Regions from separate parts of the Mus musculus genome. Here region 2 is linked to region 1. A link is a loop called in an ENCODE intact Hi-C map of the cell type or tissue named here. Cell type or tissue: heart. All regions are shown on one strand.

Region 1 (2,500 bases):
CATAAAATCTCAGATAATAATCACTGACAAAAGATTTCTTCAAAGCTTAGGTACCATAACTTCCGATTCATGTCAGATACAATAGTTCTGCTAAAATTCTGCTATAATTACCAAAATACAAACTAGTTTTGAGAAAGAAAATGCCCCTCTCTGGGGTCTGTGTTAGCTTTTCCCCCTTATTCCCCAACAAGCCTTGTTTCCTCTGGGCAGGAAGGAGAGGAAACAGAGGCCACGACTTCAGAGCATGGCCAAGGCAGGAATGAAAGCTTAGGGGACAAAAATATCAGGTTTTTTTTCCCCAATTACAGGAAAGGCCCCAACTTACCTGGGCACAGGCTTGGCTGTGCAAGGCATACTGTTACCATCACTACTGTGTCCCACTCAGGCCAAATCAACGCTCATCTTTTTAGTAAACTCAAGCTGTGTGACCACTGGTGCCAAGGACTGCAATATGGTGATGAGCCATCACCAAGTTCCCATACCCAGAGACTACCTCAGAAGGCAGTTGGGTTAAGATGGTGCTCCTGAACTAGTCTGGACAACACTGGCTGCTTTAGTTAGGGTTTTACTGCTGTGAACAGATACCATGACCAAGGCAACTCTTATAAAGGACATTTAATTGGGGCTGGCTTACAGGTTCAGAGGTTCAGTTCATTATCATCAAGGTGGGAGCATGGCAGCCTCCAGGCTGAGGTGATAGTTCTACATCTTCATCTGAAGGCTTCTAGCAGAAGACTGGCTTCCAGGCAGCTAGGATGAAGGTCTTAAAGCCCACGCCCACAGTGACACACCTACTCCAACAGTGCCACTCCCTGGGCCTAGCATATACAAATATCATACTGGCCAAAGCAGATAATCTGTATTAACACTGGCAACCATCAAAGGCAGACAATTTAGTCTCTCTCTGGCCTTCAGTTCCCTTATGTAAAACAGGGACTATTGCAATAATAGCTGCCTTAAGGTTGCTTGAGGGTTCCATTAGATCACTTACGTGAAATCTTCTGCACAATGCCTGGCCCAAACGTAAATATTAGTTGCTATTATAACTGTTAAATATACACGGTATGTCACATGAATACAAGGACCATATCCTATTCTCCGGAGTTGCCAGCACTCAGAATAGTCGCTAATGCATAACGGATTCTGACTTGGTGATTAGATACAGAAGTGGAATTACTTACATCTGGAAATAGGAGCAGCTGGATTTTTCCACATCAAAACAGAATCTCTAGTGTATGTTAGGAGCCACATTGGGAAACTGACAGACGATCTTGTCTTTAGTGCGTGACACGGATGTTCCTGAGATGGCAAGGCTCAGATTTAGCTTGGTGGTAGAGGACTTGCTTAGTATAGACAAGGTTGTGGTTTTGATCCCTGGCATTGCAAAAAAGAAAAAGAAAGAGAAAGCAAGAAAGGAGAGGGGTTGTTTGATATAACCTGTTGAGCATAAATGTAGAAATAAATGACCATGAAGAGTGTCTGACGACAGTTCCGAGGGTGGACGCTAGAGGGCGCAGAACCTGTTCGTCCTCAGCCCCCGCTGAGGGTTACGCACTAGTTCAGTGACCGACGCGGCGCGGTGACGCCACGTCCTGTTATGCGTCTGTGGGGCGGTGCGAATGTAAATATCACCAGTTTTCCAGGTCCGAACTTGGGCTGCTGCGTGGGAACTCCGACCCATGCCGAATTCTAGCGGCGTGCAAGAGTCAGGAACGCGGTTATTCCAGTGATCCTCTCCGTCCTGGGCCGAGGCGGTTTAGCCTCGCGGGGCAGGTGCGCATGCGCGACGCGGGAGCACGAGGTGGAAGTGTGGCGGACCTCAGGTTCTTCGCTGCTGTAGTGTCAGTCTGAGAGCCACCGCCGGGCTCTGTACAGCGCGGCTTAGGTCCCGGATACAGGCGGTGACCGGGAGGGCTGATCCGGCCGTTTGCTGGGCTCACTGCCCTTGATGTGGGCGCAAAGTCAGTAGCGATTGTTAATGGAGCAAGGTTGGGAACAATCTTACTCTTCGGCAGTAGGGGATCGGCTTTTTAAACAATTGCTTTAGTTATGTCTTGTGTCCCCCAAATGTTCAAGACACCGGTTCGTGAGTTCGTGAGAAGCACTAGGGTATGAAGCAGATCTCTGTTTCGGAGTGCAGACACTGAAGCAGAAGGGGAGAACTTGCAAGAACTAGGCAAGGAGGGTATGGTACCATAATAGATAGGATGGGCAGTGGGACACATTGAGTAAGATCAGAGAGGCTGGAGAGTGTGAGACACGTGGCTACCCAGAGGCGATGCCGAGGCCAAGAGGAGGAGGAAGCCCAGAGTGTTAGGTCTTAAGAAATTGTTTCAACACGCCTTTAATTCCAGCGCCTAGGAGGCAGTGGCAGGTGATCTGTGAGTTTCAGGACTCCGTTACACAGAGGAATAAACGCTAAACAAACAAACAAATTAATTAATCCTTTCCTTAAAAATCCGGCATTTAGACAAAGGTCGGGATTCCTTCAGGGATTTAA
Region 2 (2,500 bases), 260 kb after region 1:
AAGGACTATTCTAAACACGTCACCCAGCCCAGTTCCCACAGATGGTCTCTTAGATGGTAACTCCTACACACAAGGAGATGAATGGAAAACTGAACTGATGTGTCCACATCCCTGTATCTGCAGCAGGTTGGTCAGTCTGAAACTGTCATCATGCTTGTTTGTTTGTTTTGTTTTGTTTTGTTTCCATCCGCCTGTGCTGGACACGCCCTTAGCAGCCAGAGAACCTAGGTTATCTCTCACTGCAGAAATGGAGAAATCAGATAAAGGCTTTGCCTTGAACACCAACCAACTCTCCAGAGCCAATCCTGGCTGTGAGTTGGAGACGGCTTTGAGGGCGTGAGTGGCTGAGGTTCCTGGGTGTGGTTAGGCTCTATCTCTGGAGAATCCAATCCCCTAGCCACATGCAGAACTCCAGTATGACACACGGGGGTCCCCACCAATGCCTGGATTGTTTCCATGGCGTGAAGTATGTACCAGGCTTGGGTGGGCTTCAGGGATATGTCCAGGCTCTCCCTGTTCACGCTGATCTGTTTTGCAGCTCATTCTTGTATGCACAAAGGTGGTTTTCAGTGTTGCTCCAAAGCCAGAAGCACTTCAGTCAGGCTGTGGAGCTGCACATTCCTGGGCACCTTAAGGCCCTCTGGGGTGTCCCCAAGGGTCCTAATCTCCCAGCTTCCTGCCTCTCTCTGGAAGGAAAACCAAGGCAACCTGGAAGATGGAGCAGGGCAGAGATGGGGTGGTCACACGGCTGGGGAGAGGCAGTTGAACTCTGGCTGGCTTGGCCACACACTGCTTAGCAGAGAGCCAGCAGTTGAGCTTCCGGGGGGGGGGGGGGGCAGGGTGGGCCTATGGGGGGGTGCCAGTGTCAAGCCAGACAGCCTTATTAATAGGACATCTCTGAAGACAATTGGGTTGGGCTCTTCTAGAGCGGAAACTCTTGAAAGCAGACTATCATTCACTAGGATGGTGCCATGAGACGGCTGGAGGGCAACCGGCTGGGCTCAGGCCAGGAAAATGTCTGGAGGCTGGATTCCAGGCCAGAGGCCAAGTTCTCAAAGTGTCCCTAGCAGCCACTTTCCTTTTCTAACCACTAGGCTCCTCTCTAACACCAGCCTGGGGTAGAGATTAAGGCAGGAGTCACATTGGGATTAAATGCTAGCTCTTCCCTTCACAGCTCTGTAGCCTTGGGGACACCATTTAACTTTTCCTGACACTCAACACTCGTCCCATTCATCCACCAGTTCAGTAGTCGGGTGACCCCATGTAAACCGAAGCCTCCGTTTTACTAAAATGTCGGCTGAATCATGCCACTTCCATGCCACTTATCAGCTTATCCTTTGGGCTGTGACTGAAGCTCAGTTTGGGGTGCACAGAGACCTGGGTTCAGTCGCCAGCACTGACTGAAAGTGGTATGCTGCTGTGTGCTTGCCACCTGAGCACTCAGGAAGTAGAGGCAGAAAAATCAGGTCATGCTGAGTTACATAGTGAGTTCAAGGCCAGCCTGGGCTACATGCGGCTCTTTCTCTAAACCAAAGAAAAATAAGATCATAAACGTTATGATGGGCTGGAGGGGCTACAATGGCCCCATCCTGTAAGGCTGAGGAAGAAGGAGGTATCGATTTGGATAAAGCTTCTTCATAGCAGGGCATTGCTGCCATCGTGCTGATAATAACGATGCTGAATTCTGTGCCCACTGGAGAGTCCCGGGTGTCTAACACCTTAACTCAGTGGCTTTCCAAGATTGGACCAGGGGAAATCCTGCTGCCACCCATTTCCTAGAGACAGAGCCTACATGGAACAGGTTTTATGAAGATTTGGCATTTGGTGGTAGAGGGCCAACTATATAAAACACCTCCACCTCCAAGTTTACCGGGAAGATTGACCACGCCATGTTTGCTTCGAGAACCTTGTTTGCTACTCTCATCCCTCCTGCAACCCCTCAAGACTCTGGTCTACAGTGCCCGTCCTATACCACAGGAACTTGCGTTTGCTGTTCTCACTCTGCCTCTATGCCCACCCACCCCCACTTATCTTTTGGTTCTTGCCTGATTCTTTCCTTTGGACCCCCGACTGTCAGGCATCACCTCCTGAGAGAAGCCTTCTTTGGGCTTCCATGCAAAGTCACCTCCTGGGCTCCCTGGTCAATATTTCCTCATAGCACTTAGCAACTGAAATATTTCTGTGGGCTTTGCGCACCTCTCCAGTCTGGAATGAAGTTGTCATGTCTTGTGTATTAGTTTCTCCCTAGCTTTAGGACAGTGTTGGTCCCATTGCAGTAGCTCAGGTGCCCAATGGTGGTGGAGTTACTGAAACAGTCTAAGTATGGAGTGGGTTCTGCCTCACTCTGTGAAAGAGGTCCCGACAGGGGCTGGGGCAGGTTCAGTAGGGAAAGTGCTTTCTATACAAGAATGAAAACCCAAGCTGGATCCTCTGCACCCGTGTAAAACACTGGGCATGTAACATCTACCTATAAACCAGTGCTGGGATGCAGAGGCAGGGA

Evidence for each region. Hi-C counts contacts between places; a loop is a spot of excess contacts. Peaks named below come from ENCODE experiments on the same cell type or tissue, not always from the same donor. Only the 100,000 strongest peaks of a DNase experiment are listed, where the experiment ranks them.
Region 2: a loop joins it to region 1, with 4 times the contacts of the local background. A loop is called at or near these places in 20 of 42 quality-filtered maps.

What each region holds. Positions count from the first base shown.
Region 1 is chr14:8,078,740-8,081,239 of GRCm38, forward strand. Htd2 (hydroxyacyl-thioester dehydratase type 2) reads left to right here and starts at 1,574. Exons shown (of 6, transcript NM_001348727.1): 1 at 1,574-1,773. It overlaps Rpp14 (ribonuclease P 14 subunit), which reads left to right and starts at 1,574. Exons shown (of 6, transcript NM_025938.4): 1 at 1,574-1,773. In heart, a CTCF peak has its summit at 1,513 (motif pointing right); DNase peaks (open chromatin) are centred at 1,592 and 2,222; H3K4me3 peaks cover 1,126 bases; H3K27ac peaks cover 1,040 bases.
Region 2 is chr14:8,341,909-8,344,408 of GRCm38, forward strand. No RefSeq gene overlaps it. Among named protein-coding and RNA genes, the nearest start is that of 2610318M16Rik, 24 kb to the right of the region's middle. In heart, a CTCF peak has its summit at 1,099; a DNase peak (open chromatin) is centred at 1,013.